2 separate regions of the Homo sapiens genome follow, and region 2 is linked to region 1. The links are chromatin contacts, found by Hi-C or POLR2A ChIA-PET in ENCODE. All regions are on one chromosome and are shown on one strand. Each heading gives the region's core, a stretch centred on a gene start or an enhancer-like site at or near the end of the contact. The rest is flanking DNA. Distances are from core to core; before and after follow the strand shown. Region 1 overlaps HDAC4 (histone deacetylase 4). Region 2 holds the start of ASB1 (ankyrin repeat and SOCS box containing 1).

What was found. A loop is a pair of places that touch in the nucleus more often than their neighbours do. ChIA-PET counts read pairs that join two places held with the same protein, here RNA polymerase II (POLR2A). Pooled maps may share reads with other maps.
Region 2: a pooled map shows a loop between it and region 1 (8-fold over the local background). The contact joins the promoter of ASB1 here to the enhancer-like site in region 1. A Hi-C loop is called at or near these places in 1 of 168 maps with a recorded cell type or tissue (PC-9) and 4 of 50 pooled maps. POLR2A ChIA-PET finds 5 or more read pairs at or near these places in 1 of 52 experiments (activated T-cell).

The regions. Positions count from the first base shown.
Region 1 is chr2:239,249,467-239,256,679 of GRCh38, forward strand. All of the region lies in intron 2 of HDAC4 (histone deacetylase 4), which reads right to left. Among named protein-coding and RNA genes, the nearest start is that of MIR4269, 52 kb to the right of the region's middle. RefSeq lists an enhancer at 2,957-3,458. Within about 2 kb of position 3,530, at least 15 of the 41 ENCODE cell types and tissues checked have a DNase peak (open chromatin) inside an H3K27ac peak, as active enhancers do.
Region 2 is chr2:238,421,592-238,428,450 of GRCh38, forward strand. ASB1 (ankyrin repeat and SOCS box containing 1) reads left to right here and starts at 5,336. Exons shown (of 5, transcript NM_001040445.3): 1 at 5,336-5,528. The coding sequence starts at 5,480. It overlaps LOC124908002 (a long non-coding RNA gene), which reads right to left and starts at 5,303. Exons shown (of 2, transcript XR_007088163.1): 1 at 130-5,303; 2 at 1-25. RefSeq lists cis regulatory regions at 1-389, 560-1,192, enhancers at 135-794, 3,917-4,452, 5,965-6,084 and silencers at 4,785-5,174, 5,195-5,714.

The DNA.
Region 1 (7,213 bases), core at 2,280-4,779:
GGAAATCCAAAATGCAGATTTGATGGAACCTGCTGATTTTAAGAGAGCCAATCACCATTTTGAAGAGCAAACAGTACGTCTAAACCTCCTTTGAATCATTACTTTGTGACTTTCTCAGGAAAAAAAAAATCCAAAATGTTCAGAATTTGTGTCAATGGTTCAAAATTCAAGTTCTCCATATTCTACAACAACATGTATTTCAGCAGCATCCTTTACTCTACCCGAAATCTCACTATCCAAATACCACGCCATCCTGGGAGGGGCTCTAATCTTCTAAAATATTTATTCATTCCTTTAGCTGAGCTATTAAAGAAAAAAAAAAAACAAGGAGCTGAATATTAAGTGACACACACTGCACTCAAAACTCTTGTGTCAGGAAAGAATGTGCACAAAATATACATAAGCAGTGAAGACTCGTTTAATGTGTCAGCTGGCTGCTCCACACTGGTTCTGCCGTCTCTCACCCCGCGACAGCTGTGCTCCTTCCTGCTGTGACGCGTCATCCAAGGGGAAGCTCTGCTTCCGGGCCTCCCGCCTCTGGAAGGAGGCCGTGCACAGCCCTCCCGCCTCTGGAAGGAGGCCCAGCGCAGCATCCTCCGTGATGGCCACCGCGGCCTCTCCCATCGGAATTGCAGGGAATACCCCGCTCCACATCTCCTATGAGGATGCGTGGATGTCCTCTGGTTAAACAAAGCACCCTGCTTTTATTCCATGACTCTGACAAGCACTATCAGGAGACACGTGTGGTCCAGACATCACCTTAGGTGCTGAGAACCCAGCTGATGAAGACACAGAGTCGGCCCCCAGGGGTCCGAGAGGAGAGGTCCAGGTGATAACATCACTGTGTCTTCAGTACCCGGTCTCTAACCCTGCAGGTGGCTCCCCAGAGATCCCGGGGCCACCTGGCCAGAACCAGTGGGGAAGAACAAGGAATTGAAGGCTGTGAAAATGTGACATGAGATTCAGATAGTCCAGGGCCCCGCACGGCCCAGCTCCAGGCAGTCAGCTCCACGTGCCTTCCTGCCACTGGGGCTGCCACTGGCTGGAGCCTCCAGCAGCTTGTCTTGGGGCAGACACAGTGGGTACAAAATCAAGCACTGGTTCACACAGCAGGCCATTCTCCTGAAGTATCCAGAAGCTGCTATGGGTTCAGCGTGCACTGGCAGTGGTGACACAGGCATCGGGCCTCCTTTAGAGGAACGTCTTGGCCTCTCCAAGGAGAAGGGGCCAGAAGAGGCACTTCCTCCCTGGGACCTCGACAGAAAGGACGGTTTTCAGTGGCCTGACTGTGGACTGCTGTGTTCCAGCCAGAAGCCCGCTGCCAGAGGCCACAGCGAAGGGGCACGACAGTGGACTGGCTCATGGGCCTCCCCAGCAGAAGAGCTGCCAGAGATGGGACTCGGGGGCGGTTTTCCCTCACCCTTGGCGGGATCCTCCCCTCTGCAGACCCGGGGAACCTGCCCACGTGTGTTCACGTGCCCCCGCCACACGCCTGGTTCACCTCGAGACCTGCATCAACTTACCGGTGCAGCCAGCACGTCTGGAAAGAGACTCGTCAGCTGGCACCTGGCCCTGTGGGCGCCGTCAGCTCCCTTAGAGGATGACGTGGGGTGGAAAGGGCCTTTCCACATGAGTGGTTTCCATGTCCTCAACTTTAAACGATTTCAAGACGTTTTACTCTCCTTAATTTTGGTACTACCGAATAATATACACCACGTAGTTTTATTTTCATATCTAAAATGTTTTCAAACAAAATTTTATTTCTAAAAAGTGAAGATGGGGGAGACACACAGATGCCACCACAGCTAGCGTCGTGGGTGATCTGGGTAAAGATTTCCATTCCCAGCCAGGCACAGTGGTTCACGCCTGTAATCCCAACACTTTGGGAGGAATGAGGCGGGAATATTGCTTGAGGTCAGGAATTCAAGACCAGCCTCAGTAACATAATGAGACCCTGTCCCTATCAACAATACAAAAAATCAGCTGGGTGTGGTGGCGTGTGACTGTAGTCCCAGCTACTTGGGAGGCTGAGGCACGAGGATCTCTCGAGCAAGATCACACCACTGCACTACAGCCTGGGTGACAGAGCAAGACCTGCCTCCAAAAATAAAAATAAAAAATAAAAACAAAGAGTTCCATTCTCCACACACTGGCCCCAGCTGTAACCACACAGTACCTGCAGTCCTAGCTCCTGCTTGAGATGCCCCAATCTACCTCCTTGTATTCTAGAACACGCTCTCCCACTGCACAAGGCTCATTATTCAATGGTACAAATGTACATTCAAGATAATCACATCATTATTATTTAATTCAATAGTACTCCAGCACACTCCTCCCTCCAACAAAACCAGCTTTTCTGGATCCTCTAAGAAGCAGGTGTACCATGTGCAGAAATCACTATTACATTTCTGTTATGCACAGAATGAATATACCCTACACATCACAACCTCCCCTACACCAAGACTAACTTAATCTTATCACTATTCCTTTTTATACAACAGAAGCTTCAGTTTCTAAATATACAGTGATTTCTTTGTATTGCATTCTATTTTAATCTTCTAAAAATAGAGCCACCACCAGGAGAAGCGACTTGCTGTTGGATGTTCACTACGCTAATGTCACTGGCAGGATGTGGATTTCTGCCCCTTCCAGACTTTCCAGCTTGTGGTTTCCACATGACGACTGTCATGGTGGTTCCAGGATTCTGGCCGGGAGTGTGGGAGCAGGATCGCCCAGCATCAAAGCCAGGATCCACTCCCAGGAGCCTGTGATGCCACATGAGCCAGCTGATCAGTGTGGGCCTCACCGTCAACAGCCATCGAATGGGTGCCAGGATGCTCTCCAACCTTGCAGGACTGAGAGGACTGGACTAAGCACCCACAAACGTACTCACAAGCCGCAGTGCCACAGATAGCCTATGCCATGGACATGGCCCACGCCACCATGGACACAGCCCACGTCACCATGGACACAGCCCACGTTGTGGGAGCAAGTCCTCTGACTTTCCCCTCCTTCAGCAGATTGGCTGAGAGCATTTCTCAGGTTTTAGCAGAAAGTTAAAGAGAAAAATCAAAAGGCACGAGGGAAAGAGCAGAACAAAAAGGAAGCTGTTGCCTCCAAGAGCTCTCATGTCCCACGGAAGTTCCTTCTTGAGGATGGGAAGATGGTCTGTGCCCGCCACCTCCTCCCCTTGCTTCTCCGCCAAAGGACAAACACTGCACCAAACCAGAGGGCAGTCAATAGGTTAAAATGTTTTCTTAAACGATTTTCCAAGGTTTTAAATGCTTCATAGCTCTAAGAACAGAGTTATCCAAAATTTTAAAAATATAATCCCTTATCTTCTGTTTAATAAAGTTATTTTTGAATTTTGAAGAAGCAGAAATCCGATCATTTCTCTCCTCCCTCCCTGACGCACACACCCTTAAGACCCAGCCTGTTCTCCGCCAGGAACGCACCACCTGCGCTTCGCCGGCCACCGGTTTTGCAACGGAGAGCCCGCTGGCCACGGCGGCCCGCACTGCACACTTCCTAGCAGGCTTCCTGTGTAGCTGGCAGTGTGCCTGGCAGAGCAGAGGCACAACACACATTCCCATCACACTTCATACGCGGCATTAAGCTCATGACATATTTTCATCTTCTCCTAAGATATTAGAGTCTCGGGAACAAATCCACTTCCTATCACTCAACGTGCAACTCAGATGATAAATCTTGTACCACTGCGTTAGCGTGGTAAAAATCAGAATCATACGGCAAAGAAAACACAGAAATTACATCAAAACAAAACAAAGATGCAGCTTTCGTAATCTAAAGCAAATTTCTTTGGTTTTATACCCATAAAGTCCCACACTTGGGCATGAAGGCAATCTTGAATTAAAACGAACACCCCTGTATGCTGTTATGACCGATGTCACATCTAATATTCAGACAACTAGAAAGAAGGGCTAGCCTTTTAACTCAACTACAAGAAAAGAGGAACTGGAAAACAGCAGTGGCTGAATGTGTACTCCTTGCTTTGATGTTCTGAATTAACACGCGCCTGTAGTAAAAGCCAATTTTACACTTTGAAAAGCACAGAGCCTCCTCATGTCCACAACACAGAGCTACAGAACACAGCAAGTCAACCAGAACTTTAGGTTCCCAAACCTTACTGCACTGACTCGATAAGGATCCCTCGCTTCCCACTGTAAGAACAAAGAAACAGTTATGAAGATAGAATAAAATCTCGCCCTAATATTGTAGGCAGAGTTGAATTCAAGAGAAGACCCCAATTACCAGAAAGGAAAGAAAGCAAACGGCCCTCTGAGCAGGTGCACTAAGACCCAGCTGCCTGTTCCTGGGGCCCAAGAGTCATCAGAACTGGAGACAGGCACCAGGGAGCCAGTGGGCGGCTGCATATCTGGGTGGGCAGGAGAGGTGGCCATGAGCGTGGCTTGGACAGGGAACTGGAACTGAGACCCTGTGTCCGGGCAGAACTCTTGGAGGACTGTCTGGTCTATGAAAAGAGAACTAGAAAACCCCACCCACCAGGCCTGGGAAGCAATAGAGGGTTGCTAGGAAGAGGCTTCAGTGAGAATCTAAGACCCTAAACCTGGGTCCCTGTGGATGTGGCCTCCAGATTCATATTCTTTGAGTAGTTCTGGAATCTCAAGTCTAGAAATAAGGGTAAAACTAGTCTAGAACCTGGGAAACCCTGTAGCCCCAGGAAGACAAAGAAAAATAGCTCCTTAGGGCTACACCCACAATCCACAGCACACAAAACACACAAAGAAGGATGAGAGGAAGGGAGGGAGGAAAGTCCCCTGCTGAAGAGTTTACCATGCAAATTTAACATCACAAATGATAGATGGAAACAACCCACCATGTGGGAATCGGCAAGAACAACAAAACCGAGAAATGACTCCAAAATGTCCACAAATATTAAAACAATGTGGAAAAGACAACAAGCTGCGCTAAAAAAAAAAAAAAGTTAAATGAAGAAGAGAAACTATCATGAAGGAAAAAAACCTGGAAATGGGAGATGAGAAGTTTTTAAAAAGAATTAAGTGAATTTTCTATAATTGAGAAGAACAGATTAGATCTAGTTAAAGATAAAAACAGCAAATTAGATATAAAGATAAAACTAGATCTAGATAACTAACCAGAATGCAGCACAAAGATAGGAAAAGATAAAGGAGAGAAGCAAGGATAAAAGAATAAGATGGTCCAACATAGACCTAGTATGAGTTCCTAAAGAATGGAAAAAATGTACAAATGCAGTATTAAAACAGATAACGAATGAGAATATTCCAGAATTCAGACATAACAGTCCTTAGATTTAAGAAGCATGCTAAGTCTCTATTAGGATAAATAAGTGTGAATCGACATCTAGACACAGTGCAATAAAACATTTAAACACTAAACATGGAAAAAGATCTTAAAAGCACCAAGGTAGGAAAGTTAGATGATCTAAGAACATTGAATTGAGAGGCAATGTTTCAACAGCAACAAAAGTAGCCAAAAGATAATGAAATGTCTTCAAACATGCTGAAAGACACAGCAACCTGCAATTCTACACCTATCTAAACTATCATTCGGGTAAAAGGGAAAACAAAAACATTTTCAGATAAACAAAACTTGAGTACTTACCATTCAGAAACCATTGCTGAACTAACAAGGGATTATGTCAGAAGGAAGAAAATCATATCCCAGGTGAAAGAGTAAGATGACAGAAGCAATGGTAAGGCAAAAACACTAGTAAATCATGTAAGTACACATTAATAACTACTGAATATTCAATTAATACAAAGGTTCATACAGATACCGAGACTATGTGTAATCTTGTTTTCTCACTGTGTGTGTGTGTGTGTGTGTGTGTGTGTGTTTCAAAGTCACTGTTTAAAACACCTGGTTGGTTTCCTCTTAAGAACAACATAGACCTTAAAATTAAAGGGCTTCCCTTTTTCCTTTGACAGCTAAGAAACTCAGAGCCAATTATGCAGGGTTTATGACCTGCATCTCCGGGCTCTACTTCTCTTTGAGAGACCGTCATTTTTTCTTTGCTCTGAGTCCTTTGTCTTTATTCTTACACAGCCTTCACTAATGAAATAAGAATTAAGTACAGCTGTCCCTGAAATTGTACGCACAGGCACCAAAACACTTGACACGCCAACATGCCACAGCCTTGGCTTCTTCTCATTATAAGGAGGAAGAGGAGGCCACTGAAATATGGTCTAGTGTGAGTAACTCTGCACAACTCTGCTGAAACAAAGTTCAGTACCACTAAAAGCAGGGTACGAGCTCAGCAATCCTACTCTGAAACACAAAAAGCTCCCAAGAGCATGACTGACAGCAATCACTGCCAGGCACATGGGCCATTCTTCCTGTGCTGCACTCAACATCACACGTGCATGTCGGAGAGCCCGTCTTTGGAAACAGCTACACACTTGGGCAAAAGCAATTCTTTGTGAGAAATAATCAGCAAAAGATTGCTTATCCTTTCTACACTCAGAAATTAGTTAAGAGTAACCAGCTCTTGGAAAAGGATAAACCACTCTATGCAAATACTCCTGCAAAGGTTCTCGATTAATGCAAATATTATGTTTGTCTTTTATTTTAATGCAAACAGCATCTGTTCTGCACAGTCCATGCCATCACTTTGTAGTCTGTGTGGAGCATCTCAAGTGTGTTCCAGCTGCGTTTCAGAGTTTGAAACATTCTCAGAGAGGCAGAGCCACAGAAAGCGGTTCACTGAAGAAAACAGCAAACAAGTTCAGTGGGGCTCCTTCTAGGAGGCTTCTTTCTCTTTTAAGGCAGGAGAGAAACAAATCCAAGAATGAATTCCCAAATTTACTTCTGCAGAGGTCTGGCTTTAAGTGTGGGATTTTTCTTTTTTAATAGTTTTGACTAAGGAAAAAATTAGGTTTGCTTTTTCTGTGAATTCTGTCGCAGGGGAAAGAGATTCAGAACAACACATGGGGGAAAGGACAGGCTGGTCGGGGCCAGGCTGCCATCCAGAGCACTGACCCAGCGCCGAGGCGGGTTCCAGCCCCTCCCAGAAGGCCAGGACTTCACCCCAGCAGCATCCTCCTCTTTCATAGAAGGTGTTGGCCATCTAGAAGGCTCCCTGCCAACACTGGCTTCCTCAGATCGCTCCACTGATACTGTTCTGTGTCTGCCCCTAAGAGGGGCATACCCTTGTCTGTTTTTGTGTCCATGACCCTGAAGCAATGACTAG
Region 2 (6,859 bases), core at 4,086-6,585, 830 kb before region 1:
CAGGCGTGTGTTTTCTGCTGATAACCTAGGGGAAAATACATTCCAAACATGAAAAAGTTCCTGAAAAAGAAACTGTTAGCAAAGCAGTGCTTTTGAGTAACAGGGCTAAGGGGAGTGAAGTCTTCTTACCCTCGGTGTGGCTCCTGGAGACGCCTTCCCGCTCTCAGCCCGGGCTCTCCTGCTGGGTCCTCGCCGCAGGGAGCGACTGTAATTCCAGTTTCCTTACTGGATGTATGAGCCCTGAAGCTTCGGAAACAGTTCACCACAGACCCGTGTGAAGCCCAGGTGCAGGCAGGGCTGCGCTCCCCCGACCCCCACGTTCTAGGGGAGGGTCCTTGTTGCCTCTGCCAGCTTCTGGGGGCCCCAGGTGTTCCTCGGCTTGTGGCCACGTCGCTGCACTCTCCACCCCCGTCTTCACGCTGTCTTCTCTCTCTCCAATCCGCCTTTGCCTTTCTCTTGTAAAGGCAGCTGCCATTGGATTAGGGCCTGCCCTAAATCCAGGACGATCTCATCTTGAGATCCTTAATCGCATCTGCAAAGACCCTTTTTCCAAATAAGGTCCCATTCACGGTTCCGGAGCTGAGACCGTGGACATCTCTGTTTTGGAGGCTGCCATTCAATGCCCCCATGCTGCTCTATAGGTTCCTTGGGATGGTGTCCAGCTTTGCTCGCCCCTGAACCCTAGAACCCCGCTGCCCTGGTGTGGCAGTTTGTCAATTTCAGAGCATGAATGCCTTTATCCATTGGTTCAGGAACAAGGCCTGGGCCAGCTCCTGTGACAGAATCAAAATACCCGTCCCACCAGAAGCCACTTTCGTGGAACCTAACTGTCTGCCAGGAGAGATAGGCCAGCTCCTCCGGCAGCTGCAGTCAGGTGAGGAGATAAATGCTGCTGGGAGGACCTGGAGCCAAGGCCCCAGCTGCGGGGCGGAAAGCGGGGGTGCGGTGGGGGAGGCATCTGGTGAGGGGGAGAGGTCCCCAGGACAGGGGTATGGGAGGGAGGGAGCCTCGTGCGCAGACCCCAGGGAGAGAGTGCTGGCCCTGGAGGGTCAGGTTCTAGGCAGGGCGCTTGGGAGCTGGAGGAGGGGAGGGAGGTTGGGGCTCTTCTCGGGAAGGGCCTCAGATGCCCAGGCTCCTCCAAGAGCCTATAGATGGGCATTCGGGACCGTGAAGGAGTCTGTGAGCCCGAGTGACAGAGACCAACTGGTATGGCAGGAAAAGTTCACCTGGCGGTAAGGAGGGCATGGTGAGGCCAGCCCAAAGACTCCAGCACTGCCGCAGGACAGGCGGGGAGCGGAGCTGAGGGCTGGGATAGGGTCTCCACTCACCCTGCTTTGAAAACTGGCAGCTCTGTGTTCTGAGGCCCACTCAGTGCTGGGCAAGCTGGGCTGTTGGTCCCGCTGTGGCCGAAGAGTCTCTAAAAACCTCCTGTCTCTGCTGCCAGTCCCTGCTCTGGGACTGAGATTTCCTCACCTCTGACTCCTCCCGCTGTGGCAGTGACCAGCACATGGTAGTTGCCTTCCACAGGTGCTGCCTGGAGAGACGCAGGCCCTGGTAGAGGATGCAGGGGCTCACTGAGCGCTGTGGCCTCCTGACACTAGTGGAGTTCTCGGTCACACCAAGGGAGGCAGCACAGCACCTGTGAGGGGGGCTGAAAGAGGGCACCCCCTTGGCAGGACTCCCAGGGCCCACACTGTCCTCTGCAGTCCCCACAGCTGGGCTTCCCGGTCCTCCCTGGGACCTCCACTGCCAGGCTAAACCACATCCAGGCAGAGGCCGACCTGGCTGGAAGAGGGAGGCTTCGAGGGCTGCAAGGAACATCACGGCCTGGGCCCTGCCCAGCCCCACCAGCCCCAAGCTGAGGGCCTGCTGGGACACTGCGTCTACCCCTGAGCCCTGCTCTGTTCCAAGCTGGGCAGAGAAGGTGGGCTCAGTTTAGGACAGGGTGGGGTGGGGTGGGAGGCTGGAGGTGGGCGTGGCTCCACTCAGCAAAGCCATGCCATAGCGTTAGCAGCCATGGCACCGATGCCCACTGTGTCCTGAGGCTCTCTCTGCCCCAGGAAGCCTGTGGCACATTCTATGGGATTTTGTGTCTTTACAAAGCCTGCAAAGTGGGTATTATCAGCCCGATTTGACAGGGAGGCAGCTGGTGCTCAGAGGAGTCACCCTGTCCTGGTGACTCAGCTGGAAGGATGTGGATCTGCCTCCCTAGCTTGGGGCAGACACCCTGACTCTCTGCAGGTGGGCTCCAAGGCCTGAGACAGGGTCTGCGGGGCAGGGGCTGGTAAAGATGTTTCCAGGGCAAAGCCTGGAGGGTCAGCGGGCTGCCCTCATCTCGTGGCCTCACCTGGTAAACCTTCAGATCCCCTGCTTCCTTCAAAGCAGGAGATCCTTCAAAGGGGAAGAGAGGGCTGGGCCTCCTGGGAGGAGACACCCCAAACACAGGCCCACAGGGCCTAGGATCAGGAGAGATTCCCATTTCTGGTCCCTGCCTGGGTGACATCTGCTGCCCAATTCCCGGAGACAGCTGTGGGGGTTAAGCGACAGCAGCACCAGCACACCCAGGCCCAGCAGGATCCTCACCAGCCTGCAGCTGTGGAGCTCATGTTTCCAGCCCCCCATATACCTGCCATGCTTCCAGAGGGGCCCCCAGTTCCCTGCAACAGGAAGGATGAGGGATGGGGGCCCCTTCTCAGACCTCCTGAACCAGAAAGTCCATTGTTGGACATTTTTGTTATAAAATGATGGTAATGAGCACTACTGTAGCTGAATCTCCCCCACATCTGATTATTTCCCTAGAATGAATGCCTGGAAGAGGCATTTCTGATCAAGGATTATTCATTCTTATGCTTTAGCTAGACTGCCAAATTTTCCACCACAAAGACTGGGCTAGGCTCCACAGAGGGGTCACTGGGGACACTTTGGGGGAGGCCTGAGCCTCCAGGAGGCAACAGGAAGCGACGGGTGATTTTAGGGGTGGGAAAACGGGAGGGAGCCACTGGGACCTGGAGGGGCAAGACAGCCCACTGCACTGGTCCTGTTGCTGCTGTGCTGGGCTGGGATGGCACTGGTAGGCACTGGTAAATCCCTGTTGCTTGTAGGTGATGGGACCCAAGTTGCTTCATCTCTAGCGGTCACTGAGTGTCCCTGTGTTGGTGGGTCTTTTGGGCTCAGAGGACCTGGAAGAAGAGGGACTCTGGAGAGGTGAGGTCAGAGGGGGAGACAGGCTGTAGGGCTGGACAGTCTGGATGTGATCCCAACTCAGCCACCTGTGGGCTATGTGGTTTTGGGCATAGCACCAGGCCCCCAGATCTCAGGGTCCTGAGAAATGGGGGTGATGGTATTGGCAGAGTGGCCAGCAATTGAGTGTCCTTCCCCCTCCAGCACTGCTGGCTCTGTGGACACTGCCCTGCACCATGTGGGCATTTAGGAGGCACGGAGGTGGGCATGTGAGGCCACCTCCCCGCTACAGACCACGTGCGGCCTCAGGTTCTTCTAAGAGGCAGGATCCCAAGGGCAACACGTGGCAGGGAAGGTGGAGGTGCAGGTGCAGGAGGGCCACTCTGCTCAGGGACTCAATACCTTGATGCAAAGGCTACCGACACGCAGAACGCTCACTGTGAGCCCACCGGGACCAGGCAGGCAGAGCAGCGGAGGCCCCCGGAGACGTGGCTCTCACCAGGCTGCACTTTAGAATCACCTGGGTGCTCTGAACCACCCAACACCCAACCCGCACCCCTGACTGACTGCACCGGAACCTCTTTTAAAAAATTCTTTAAAACAATTGTGGTAAAATATATAGAACATAAAACTTAACCTGCTTTAAATGCGCAGTTCAGTACTGTTAATGCACAATTCACATTGCTGTGTGACCCGTCTCCAAAACTTTTTCATCTTCCTCAACTGAAGCTCTGTCCCCATGAAAAACTAACTCCTCATTCCCCACTCCCCCAGCCCTTGGCAACCCCCATTCCGCTCCACCATTTCACTGCTCCAGGGACCTCAAATAATTGGAATCACACAGTACTGTATTTGTCTTTTTGTGGCTGGCTTATCTCACTCAGCATAACGTCTTCAAGGTCATCCGTGTTGTGACGTGTGTCAGGATTCCCTTCCTTTCTAAGGCTGAGTACGAATCCATTGTATGGACGGACAGCATTTCCTTTCTAAGGCTGAGTACGATTCCATTGTATGGATGGACGGCATTTCGTTTATCCATTCATCCATCCAACAACACGTGAGGCGGCTTCAGGCTTCGGAGTTGCTGAAGCTCCGAGTTCGGGATGTGCAGCTGTGGTGGAGCCAGGGGCTGGGCACACCCCTGGCTCCTGGCCTGGCAGCGTCATCATCGGAGTCACCTGTCCCTCATGCCAGTGGTGCTCTCTGCTGTCATCAAGACCAAACACCACTGTAGGAAGTACCCCCACTCCCGCCTCCAACCCCCACAGGGCCTGCCAGGTCTGCCCCCAGTGGGCCCCCTGGTGCATCTGGGCCACCCAGGGCCAGCCTCAGCAGGGGCACTCGCGGGGCTGCGCCTGCGGCTTCCCTTACTCCAGTCTGGAATGTTGTACACACGGATGAGCCAGCAGCTCACGCCCACGACTGCTGGGGTCTCCGGACTCCCTCATCAGCCTCCTGCTGTGCTGTGTACAAATCCTCCTCCTGCATGAGGCCCCGCTGTCTAACTCAGCAGGGGAGAATGGGAGGAGCCAAGGGAATCCGTGCTTTAGGACCAACACCAATACTCATGGTGGGACGACGCTGCGATATTTGAAGTTGGGAGTGTGCAAGAAATGTTACTCGGTTGTTCACGAATGCATTCATTTATTCAATGAACTTCGCGTCAGCCACTGGCTGTCATCAGTTACCGACCTGATTGAGGGCTTCATGGAAGGGATTTGGAGGAGCATTCATCTAAAACCACAGCACGCTGCGACGCTCAGCCCTGCAGTGGGCCCTCACCAGTCCCCGCGCCTCCGAATCCACCCTCCCGGGGCTGCTCGTGGCTAGCGGGGGGCACCTGCGGGGACCAAGCCAGCCCGGCCGAGGCCCGGGTCCCGCCCGCCACGGCCCTCGGGGCCCCGCCCACATCTGGCAGAAGCCACGCCCCGTCCGTGTGGGTGGGGACGGCCCGCCGGACCGAAATTCCCAGACTGCTGCCTCAGGCAACGGGCTTTCCGACTCCTTGGCTTCTTATGTGAGGAAACCACAGCGCGGCCGGCATCCAGAGAGTCGGTTAGCCGCGAAGTTCCCGCCGGACGAAGGGACCAGCCAGCGCCCTGCTAGACAGCGAGGCCGGAAGCGGAGGCGTGGCCCCTGCGCGGCCCCGGAAACCAGTGAGGCCGGCGCGCGCCCGCCGGAAGCCGCGACCCCGACGCGCCCCCCATTGCCCTCGGCGCCGGAAGTGGTCGCGGGTCGTTCTGCTTCCTGCCCGAGGGGCGTGCGCGGGTCAGGGGCGGCCGCGGAGGCGGAAGCATCCATGGCGGAGGGCGGCAGCCCAGACGGGCGGGCAGGGCCGGGCTCCGCAGGTAACGTGCGCGCGGCCACTGGGCCGCGGGGCGTGTGGGGATGGCGAAGGGCTGGCTCCGGCGTCCCTGCCGAGGTCCTGCGTCCTCGTCCCGGGCTGGCCGGGTCCACGGGGCAGCCAGGGAGCCGCACCCTGCAGGCCGGGGGTGGGGTTCAGCGCGGCTCGCAGTGCTGGGCGACCCCACCACGGACGCGCTGCCCTCTCCTCGGCCTCGAGTGCAGTCCCCGCGCTAGATTTTCTTTCCGGTGGAACTTGCTCGTAACTTCCTTCCCGTTAGCCGATACAGATTTGATATGACCCAACCGCAAAAGTAGGACGTGGGCCACCTTCCAGCTCTGAGCGCACGGATCAGGAAAGCCAGCCAGAGGGTAGCCCTAGGGAGGGCAGGCACTTTTTCACCATTCTGCCGCCCACGGCGTGTCCGGTGGTACAGCGGGGGGCAGCCTTCCCACCCACCACAGGCACAGACCAGGGACAACGGGGACGCCGTCTCCAGCGAGCTCGTCAGTGACACAACATGTCCAGGGGCCTTTGGCCCACCAGCAAGGGAGGCAGATAGAAAGGCTCACACCCACCTTCCAAAATAACTGTCCTACTTAGGGTCTCCACCTTGCAGTGTCCCTACCATGCAGATGTGAAGGAAGCGGTCAGGACAGGTTCCCGTTTCCCGGTGGTGTGGTGGGAGTTCCTTCTTGCTGGATTTCTGAGCTTGCCATTCGCGCCAATAGTTTCGTGTGTTCTGGGCTTTCTTTACATGCCTATATTTGTCTTTGGAGGGGTTCCTCTCCTACTTAGTAATAAACCAATACATTTCTTAAACATCTTAAAAGATTGACTTGGAGACTGGTGCAGATAGGCTTTTCCATCCATCCCTCCCTCTGCACCTCCTTCCAATCATTTAACAGACTTGTATTGAAGACCTGCTGTTGGCTAGACCCAGCAGAGGATACTGCAGTGACCAGAAAAAGCCAGACAAAGCATCTACCATCCTGGGCTTTGGTTGGCGTTGACTTTGACTTCAGAGACAGCCAGGACCTTAGGGTCTAGGATGTCATCTCATGTGAGAGTGAGAGACGGAATGATGCGTGTTCCGTGGGAAAAAGAGGACCAACAGCTACTTCCCAGTATAAAGAGAGTTCCTGGGGAATAAACACTGGCTTTGTCGGCTGCACAGGTCTCCTTTTTTTTTGAGACGGAGTTTCGCTCTTGTTGCCCAGGGTGGAGTGCAGTGGCGTGATCTCGGCCCACTGCAGCCTCCGCCTCGGGGGTTCAAGCGATGCTCTGGCCTCAGCCTCCCTAGTAGCTGGGATTACAGGTGCTGGCATCATGCCC